Regions from separate parts of the Homo sapiens genome. Here region 2 is linked to region 1. Evidence: chromatin contacts called from ENCODE Hi-C data. All regions are on one chromosome and are shown on one strand. The core of a region is the stretch at or near the end of the contact, and the rest is flanking DNA. Distances in the headings are between cores, read along the strand shown.

Evidence for each region. Hi-C counts contacts between places; a loop is a spot of excess contacts on that map. Pooled maps may share reads with other maps.
Region 2: a map with no recorded cell type shows a loop between it and region 1 (3-fold over the local background). The contact joins the enhancer-like site here to the promoter of PCNX2 in region 1. A Hi-C loop is called at or near these places in 3 of 37 single-sample maps with no recorded cell type and 2 of 50 pooled maps.

What each region holds. Positions count from the first base shown.
Region 1 is chr1:233,293,726-233,298,644 of GRCh38, forward strand. PCNX2 (pecanex 2) reads right to left here and starts at 2,000. Exons shown (of 34, transcript NM_014801.4): 1 at 1,601-2,000. The coding sequence starts at 1,753. RefSeq lists an enhancer at 1,386-1,435 and a silencer at 1,716-2,095.
Region 2 is chr1:233,670,943-233,675,861 of GRCh38, forward strand. It overlaps KCNK1 (potassium two pore domain channel subfamily K member 1), which reads left to right. Exons shown (of 3, transcript NM_002245.4): 3 at 329-1,572. The coding sequence ends at 588. Among named protein-coding and RNA genes, the nearest start is that of MIR4427, 49 kb to the left of the region's middle. Within about 2 kb of position 2,914, at least 4 of the 41 ENCODE cell types and tissues checked have a DNase peak (open chromatin) inside an H3K27ac peak, as active enhancers do.

The sequences.
Region 1 (4,919 bases), core at 750-3,249:
TCTATTAATTCACTCAGTTCTCATATTCACCCTATAAGGGAGGTACTGTAATTATCCCTGCTTTACAAACAAGGAAGGTGAAGCTTGCTCAAGCTCATATTAGGTCTAGTGAGCAGCAGAACCAGGATTTCACCCTGGTGAGGGCTGTGCTCCTCATGACTTTGCTATGCTGTCCCTCTAGGAAAAGAGAAACCACTGGGGCCCATAGGCTAAGGAAAAATGGGTTAAGAAAAATGGTGCGGAGAATCAGAAAGAAGAAATAAACTTGCATTTATTGCAGGGTTTCCAAGCAGTTTCTGTATTTAATGCTTTTTATATATAATTTTGGTTAATTTTTCTGTGAAGTGGTGATTGTGATGATCACATCCGTTTTAATGATATGAATGCTAAGTTTTAGAAAAGTTCAGTATCAGACCAAACAGCTAATAAGTAGCAGAACAGAATTGTAAACCCAAGGCCTGAGTCCAATCTCAGGTCAAGACAGACCTGTGGCTTTATATGTACTATCTCATTTAATCCCTAAAACAATCTGTAAATCTGGTACTATTACTTTTTCTCATTTTACAGATAAGAAAATGAAAAATGAGATATGGTAAATAACCTCCCCAAGGTCACAGAACTGGTAACCAGTAGACCCAAAATTTAACCTAGGCATCATGACTTCACACCCAGAGTTCTGACCCTTTGGATACACTGCCGGAAAAAGAGTAAAGAGAAACCCAATCACAAATGTCAAACTCGGAATCCATCAGTCATGCAAACTCATTGACGATTTTTGCTGTAAAAAAAATGATCAAATAATGTGTTAGGAATAAAGTCCTCCAACCGACATACCAAAATTAGATTCTTGGCACGTAAAGTTTAATAAGACATGGAACACCTTACCTGTACAGCTTTTCAAAGCAGGTAAACCATTGTTTTAATTACGTATAATTTACCTAAGAAGGCCATCTATGTAGTTCTTCAGCAAGCACTCACTTACCATAACCCCACTAAAATGTCAAGCCCCATCTAAATGTTGTAATACTTTGTTTAGCATAAAGTACATTAGATTTATCCATTATTATATCTTCCTACAGATTTCTATACATAGTGGTGTAGAAATTACAATGTGAGTAACTGATAACTGAACTGCCTTCTCAAAGCAAAACAAGAAAGAAGGTGAGGGGGGAAAAAGGGGACAATAACTGAAATGAGTCTGCTTTTTACATTTCGTTTTTCCTCTTGGCTACAATCTACAGCATTTCACACCAAACATTATCCCAAGCTACCCAGCTCTAAGGCCTAGAGTTACCCACCTACAAAACAGGCTGCACGCTCCCTGCCACAAGCAGAGTGACTCATCCTAACATCCGGCATCAATTCTTAATGAGTCCCCGAGCCCCCGCAGTCCTGTCTACTTCTTTTCTTTTCCAGTGAATCCTCACAGTCCCCTTTCCCTGCATGTTCTCTGTCCCAAATTTCTGAAGCCCCTCCCTTTCCGTCTCTTAAGAATCTCTACGAACCCGAAAGCCCGTGAGGCTGATGGCACGTCTGTGGTTCCTTTCTCCTTCTTCCCTCCATACCCACAGCTCCCCGGGACCGGACCCTCCCCACTCACCAGGTGCAGGGCCAGGGGCAGCAGCAGGAGGAACAGCCACAGGTAGAGGTGGCAGCTGTTGGTGAACTTGCTCTGCTCCGGGTCGTGGTACCAGCCCCCGGTGAGCGCGGCCCACACGCCCTGCCGGAGCAGCTGCAGCACCTGGGACACCATGCCGGCTGCGCCCCGGGGCTGGTGAGCGCCCCGCTGCACCCTGCGCGCCCCGGCCGGATCTCCAGGCTCCCTCAGGTCTAACACCCGGGCCCGCGGGCCGCGCCCCCGCCGTCGCCGCCGCCGTCGCCCCCGCCGCCTCCTTCCACCCCACGTTTGAAGCTGGAGCTGCTCTTCCGCCCGGACCCGCGAACCGCGGCGCCGGAGCCGGCTGCTGCGGCCGGGCAGGTGAGCGCCATGTCCGAGGGAGGAAGGATTTTCCCATCGTGCTCAGAGGCGGCTGCTCAGAGGTTGCTTCCGAGGCTCCTCCCAACGCCCGCCCAGTCCCTCCTTAGCCTTCGCTGGGGGCCAGAAGGATTTCTGTGAGTGCCTCCAGCCTTTTCTTTCTCTCTTTCTCTTTTTCTCTCTTTCTTTCTCTCTCTCTTTTTCCTTCCTCCTCCCTCCCTCTCTCTCTCTTTCTTCCTTCCTTCCTTCCTTTCTCTCTCTCTCTCTCTTTCTTTCTCGCTCTTTTTTTCTTTCTTTCTTTCTTTTTTTTTTTTGCCTCTCCCCTCTTCCCTTCCCCTTCTCTCTGATCCTCCTGTTAGGGGACGTGCAAGGGTGTTCTCATGCAGAAGGCACAGACCCAGGACACGTTCCTTGTCCTTGTCCTTTTTTGCACCCAAGTATTTACCTCATACAAGGTCCTGTCACACAGCACTCAAAGTAATTTCTTCTCCTGAGCACTTCCTGCACGACTTCATTCTCCTTAATTAAGGGCTGACCCCAGACGTTCTATTAATCTAAGCTCTACCTGGTCCTCTGCCACTGATCTTCTGTCCTCCCTGACTGTTTCTCCTCCACTCCCTGTTGTCCAACTTGGTGGAGAAAGAAGATAACCACCTTCCTGATAAAATTTTAGGAGCTTCAGTTAGCCTTAGTTTTTTATCTCTTTCCTAGAACATAATCCCAGGTATTTAACTGGCTATATAGAACATTAGTCTAAATCTCTCTATGCTGTTTAGACAGGAAGACCCACTGGACAAAAAATTAATAATCTTTAAGCTATTATATATTTTATCATTTACAGTGGATACAGTTTAGATTCTCTTTTGAGAGTGGGTTTTGGAAAGGGAAGAGATAAAAAGGAGCTTGTCTTCCTTTGGGATGAGGAGCAGAAGCCCTGTGTGAGCTAGAGCCTTAGGGAGAGACAAAGATTAGAGGGCTCCATGATTCCCAACACGCCTTCCCTGCATCATCCTTACCTGGTCTGTCCCAACACATCACACTCCTCTGACTTGTGTGCCTGCCTGTGTCCTGGCCATGTTCTGGTCTGCAGCAGCACTTACTTATGGCTGCCCTAGTCAGGCCCAGTAAAGGCACACCAGCCTTCCCAGGCTGAAACGAAGATAAGGACAGGCCCATCATGAGGAGAGGGCCCAGGACATGAAAGGCCACTGAGTTACAGCAAAAGCCTCACTATGGTGTGTCTGCCATCAGCTATAACCACTCTTCCTTCTACTTTACATTCATCAGTAGGAATGAATCATCAAAATGGAATATGGCTGCTTTCTGTACTGGAAGAGTAATTTTCTTAAAGACACAGCTTGTAAACAAATGGGCTTTTTTGTATATCTGCTCAAAATGCTTGTAACCTACCAGGTGCTGTATAAGTGTTTAATGGGTTAATCAACCAATCAACTCCACATTAAAGGAGCGCCGTCACGTGCATGGGTATAGGAGGAAAGGTCATGCAACAGTCTGTTCCCACATGGAGGTTGTGTCCTTGTTCACTTGTCCTGATTCATCAAATATTTACTCAACACCTTCTGGGTGTCAAGCATTTTGCAGAAGACTAAGAAAGCAAATGTAAGTCAAATATAGTCCCTACCATGAAGGAGTTAATAAACCACAAGAGGAGGCAGGAAAATCAAAGACTTGCAATAAAATGTGCTGCCTGTTATCATATTGTAGAAATGGACACATATCCAGATATATGGAAGCACTGGGGCACTGTGGAGTGCAGAAGACATGTGTAAGTCTGTGAGGGAGGGGTGGTGTCAATAAGCACCAGGGAACTGGGTCTTAAAGCTAAATATTAGCTCTCAAGGCATGTAAGTGGGAATAGTTCTCCAGGCACATGTATATGTGGAAAGAGGAGCATGGCAATTTGGGGAAAATGTCAGGATAGTCTAACATGTCTGGAAGGTAGGGCTGGGAATGGGAGAAACGGAACAGTAGGAAACTTAATGAGATAAGCAAAGGTCAGTCTCCTGGGCCATACAAAGTTCTTCAGATCTTATCCTAGGCAATGGACAAGAACTGGAAGGCTGAAGCATGCATGTGACATGATCGATAGTACAGGGGCAAATGCTGAACACCTGAACCAGCAGGAAGGGACAAAATGTTGAGGGATCATATATGATCTTAAGGCTTAGAGATCAATTCAATGTGGAGATAAAGGGATAAGGAATGTAATGATTTTCCATTTTGGGTTGAGATGACTATACTGTAAAACTAATCCATTTATAAGATATAGGAAGATTAGCAGTGAAAGATGACTACACTGAATTTGAGTTGCTGAGGGACTTTGCAAGCCATCAGGGAGAGAATGTTTCTGAAGCTTAGGGGAGGTTTCTGAAATAGGATTTATACTTGAGAGAGATCAGCAGATAGTCCCATAAAACGGGATGATAATGTCCCAGAAAAAAATGAAGCCAAGAGGGCTGTGAATTACAAGGATTAAACACACAAGCAGGACAAAAGAGGGAGGAAAGGAGGAAAATAAGGTGAATCTGAAATTAGCAAATAAATGGGGAAAGAACAATTCAAGAAGGACGTGATTAATAGTGTCAAGTGCCATAGAAGAGGCCAAGTACAAAGGTTGTTATTAGGACACAGCCATTAGGAGTGACCTAATGTGACATAGCCTCAGCCATTTTGAGGATTAAAGATGATAAAGTGGGCAGGTGCCTAATTGTGTTGTATTACAAAAGATTGAATGTGTAGTGAATGCAAAAGTAGAGGGAGGCAAAGTCAGCTGCTCCTTAGAGGAGCCTGGCCATGGAGGTGAGCGTGATCTAAATGCAGGTGCAATGGTCAAGAAAGTGTTTGTTTTGACTGATTGGCTTTTAATATTAAAACCTAAGTATGCTGGCCAGTCATGGTGGTTCACGCCTGTAATCCCAGCACT
Region 2 (4,919 bases), core at 1,664-4,163, 380 kb after region 1:
ACACTTGGGTAAGTGCAGTATGTTATGTGTCTTTAATAATGCCACATCAGCCCCAAGTATTTTTTTTTTCTCAAAAATTGCAGCCTGTGATTCTAACTAATCCAAGTTCATAGGAGGTTAAATCATTCTTCATTGTCTTTCACTCTTTAATAATGGGTAGTTCCTCTTTGAACCATGAACTTAAAAACACTTCTAAAAATTAAGAAACTGGCAATGAGTTTATTCCTTAACAAACACTGTGTTGGCATGAGGTGGGGAGGTAAATCACTCGCTACTTGATTTATCCATGTTGAGATCACACTAAGACAGTGTCCTGTTTCTCACACAGGTTACCTGCTACTTGGCCTTATTGCCATGTTGGTAGTTCTGGAAACCTTCTGTGAACTCCATGAGCTGAAAAAATTCAGAAAAATGTTCTATGTGAAGAAGGACAAGGACGAGGATCAGGTGCACATCATAGAGCATGACCAACTGTCCTTCTCCTCGATCACAGACCAGGCAGCTGGCATGAAAGAGGACCAGAAGCAAAATGAGCCTTTTGTGGCCACCCAGTCATCTGCCTGCGTGGATGGCCCTGCAAACCATTGAGCGTAGGATTTGTTGCATTATGCTAGAGCACCAGGGTCAGGGTGCAAGGAAGAGGCTTAAGTATGTTCATTTTTATCAGAATGCAAAAGCGAAAATTATGTCACTTTAAGAAATAGCTACTGTTTGCAATGTCTTATTAAAAAACAACAAAAAAAGACAAATGGAACAAAGAAGCTGTGACCCCAGCAGGATGTCTAATATGTGAGGAAATGAGATGTCCACCTAAAATTCATATGTGACAAAATTATCTCGACCTTACATAGGAGGAGAATACTTGAAGCAGTATGCTGCTGTGGTTAGAAGCAGATTTTATACTTTTAACTGGAAACTTTGGGGTTTGCATTTAGATCATTTAGCTGATGGCTAAATAGCAAAATTTATATTTAGAAGCAAAAAAAAAAAGCATAGAGATGTGTTTTATAAATAGGTTTATGTGTACTGGTTTGCATGTACCCACCCAAAATGATTATTTTTGTAGAATCTAAGTTAAACTTACTATTTATAATGCATAGGTAACCATTAACTATGTACATATAAAGTATAAATATGTTTATATTCTGTACATATGGTTTAGGTCACCAGATCCTAGTGTAGTTCTGAAACTAAGACTATAGATATTTTGTTTCTTTTGATTTCTCTTTATACTAAAGAATCCAGAGTTGCTACAATAAAATAAGGGGAATAATAAACTTGAGAGTGAATAACCATAGTATTCTGCTGCAATAAATGTTTCTACCCTCTTGCGATAGAATGGTGTCAGATGTCTAACATGTTTATAAACATTTTTTTGAATTGAACAGGTTATGAAAAGGATTTATTAAAAGGTTAAGATACTTTGTTTTGAAAGTACATTGTGATTTGCAGCCACCTAGCACTAAAGCATAGAACTTAAACACGAATCCCTAAATGAACAGATTATGTTACATTAATCTGAGAATTTTAAATTTAGAAGCTAAAATAAATAAAAATCACAGCTGGTTGTAATCTTATGCTTTCATATATCAGAAGTGTGCCTCTATGTAGAATATATATACATATGTGTGTGTATATACATATATATATGTATGTATATATATACATATGTATATATATATATATGTGTGTATATATATATATATATATACGTATATATATATATATAGTCCTTCATAGAAAACATAAAGGTCACATTTAGATGACGTACACAGGATACTATTATATTAAGGATTTTAGAAAAGAAAATGAGAAAGCCCCTGTGTGATAATGAATGTCCACTGACCCCCGCAATGGAGCCTTACCTCCCATGGGTGGCTGCCCAGGAGTTGGTGGTTGAGGGGCTGGTAAAAATCAGTGCAAAATCAGCGCCCTCTGATGAGCCAGCCAAGCACTTTGATCGCGGGCCAGTCTCCTGACAGTGGGTCACTCGCTCAGTAACCTTCTACCTTCTGTACCATGTGCTGCCATGAGTAAATTATTACCAACTGCAGGGCAAAGGGAAAGCATCCCCTTACCCTTCGGAAGATTTGCTGAAAAATCAACTCACAAAAAGGCAGATTAATGAGAAAAGGCATACACATTTATTAACTACCATGCACACAGAAAGAATTACAGAGTGATTGTCCAATATCTCAATAGGGGTTCACATGCTTAAATATCTTACTGATTAGAGGACAGGGAGATGGAAAAATATAGGTGATTTTAGAGGGATAGTATATGATTTTTAGAGGAATCCAAGTGTGCTGCCCCGTAAGCATATTTCCTCCCTGCTGACCATGTCCCTGCAATAGAAGACTGCTGTCATGAGGCCAGATCATTGGTTAAGGGTAGAATAGAGAATCCTTGGAGAATAGAGGCATGCATCCTGCCATAACTGGATCTGCAACATTTCCGATGGTCACAAGCCTTGGTGTGGAGCAGAGTCCTGAGATGCTCATCAATATAAATCACAGAAGCTGGATTACACTTGGAGAGTGTTATTCTATTTTATGCAATGCAGGAAAAAATAATGGCTAGTTTGCTACAGCTGCTTGGCTCTAACATGAGAGGGAAGTTCAAAGTCCAGAAAATGAGGAAGTACGTGAAGAAAAACTTCTGAATCAGATGTGATTAATAAGTAATAGAGTGTAGTACTTAATTTTAGGAACTCGTTTGAATCCGCAGAGAACACATTAAACCTTAATGCCCTTCAGATTGTTGTTAATGTGAAGGGCAAAGTAGAAAAGTAGGAGCAAGTTTTGCCTCGGCCCCCACCCTAGCAGGCAGGAAAGTAAGGGAGGATGTCTTCCCCAGGGTTTCTTTTTGTCTTTGGCCGATGATGCTGCCCTTTGGTCCCCAGGGAGAAGCGAGCTTGGTCACCCAGGAGGAGCTCTGGGTCAGCCTCTCAGAGAACAGAAATTCGGCTTGCTGCAGGCATGACAAGGAGGTGGAAGATGAACAGTGTAGCTAAGCCAGAACTGACCTTGGGAACCCTTTAGTTGGAGGCGAGAGAGTGGGAAGTTGGAGGTAAAAGTGACTACTAGAGAATTCTGGGTGATGAGTACAAGCTGAACTCACTTGCTTAGCTTGAGCCTTCAAGATTGAGTTCCTAAGATGCCTGCGGAATGCCCTCAGGGTAGAACAGCAGCAGAAAGCCTTATCATTCCAGGACATGGTCCTGTGCGTGAACTTAAATGTGACACGTGTCTGGTAGGGATGTTGATTTCAAAGTAGCAGATACACTCCACGTGAGGAGAGAACACAGAGTATCTCAGAGTGGGAGTTCCTAAGCTCTCAGAAATCCAAGGGAAGAGAGACCAAGGGGTGGGAGTAGTCTCTAAATGAATCATGTAAAAGATTCCCAGGACAGATAAAGTTTAGCCCAGATCACTCCATTTATGACACTGGTTTCTTTCTATAGTAGTCATGCCACCAAGATATTTTGAAAGTATTTGTTCAAAAGTTGAAGAAGACAAGTGGGAGAAAAAAGAAACATTTTCTGAAGACAGAAATTTGGTCTGACTTCAAAAAAAATCGAGTAATGTTTAGATTACTGACATGGGGTCACTTTTTTTTTTACCTGAGAAAAAAATCACACTCATACTTTCTCCAAACCAGCTTTATGGGCCTTTTGGAAAATGAATGAGGAGATATTTACAAATCTGGAGACCTCAAGATAACGGAAATAGGCAATGCAAAACCTTCTTAACTCTTTAAAGTACACTGACCTCTTACTAAAAACAGCTATTTGTTTCAAAGAAGAAAAGTTTTAAATTGGCAGAAGCACATGTTGGAGAATTAGAACAGTATTATCTGTCTCTTATTCAGAATTCAGTGAGAGCAGAGCCTCCTGATTGTCTGGCATAATACATTTATTTTGGTATTTGTTGTTGTTAAAGCCTCCATGCTGGGAAGAGCTGTGATAAATACTGATATCCTCAATTTAGGAAGGCAGTCCCTTTAGGATGTAGTTTCAGCAATGTATATATGGCAAATTTAGAAACAAAAGTTTCTTAGCAACTTATAGTTGAAATTGAAATGAGACAGTATACCATTTACTTTATTTGACTATGCCAAGTAACTTTTTAAATCTGTCTCTGTAGCATGTTTGAGATTTTCCTATTGTGACTTTTTTTTTTATTTTGCAAGGGTCTTACATTGTGGAAATTTGGTGCATCAAAGCCTTTTGTGTGAGGCAAGATGTAAAATTGCTGAAGTCAATTTTCCTAACATCTCTCTTATCTAATATGTACTGTCAGGCAAACTCAGCTTTTTGGAGTGCAGTAAAGGACCCAGAAGTAAATAAAAATGCTTTTTAAAGTATTTTTCATGCCCTGGTAGGAAAGCACATTTAAAAAGAAGTAAGCCCTCTCTTTGCTTCACTCATGGCATACACATACTTACTTTGCACACAGTTCTAACAAAATTATTACTCTGTTTTTCCAACCCACAGAAAATAAAGGAGAGAGTTGTATTAAAAGGCAAATTTAAGACAAATTAATTCAACAGAGTTTATTTGAAATTAAAGGATTCATGAACTGGACAGCATTCAAAGCCTGAAGAGGTTCAGAGAATTTCACTGTAGCAGCAAGAGGTGTGGGGTTTTATAGGCGGAACATGCAAGCAAAGCAAAGCAATTGCTTGATTGGCTACAGCTACGTATTTGTCTTAATTGAATATGATCTACTGGAAAATCCCTGGGCTTGTTGGTGGTTTCTGACTGGTAAAGGTTTTTTGTTTGTTTGTTTAACTGTTTATGTTGAATTGGGCTTGGCTGGATTTGTTCACCTAGGAAACAAAGGGCTCTGAGGCCATCTCAGCCTAATGGCCTCTCAATTATTTTAACAATTGCTACCCAAATTTTGTGTCAACATAAA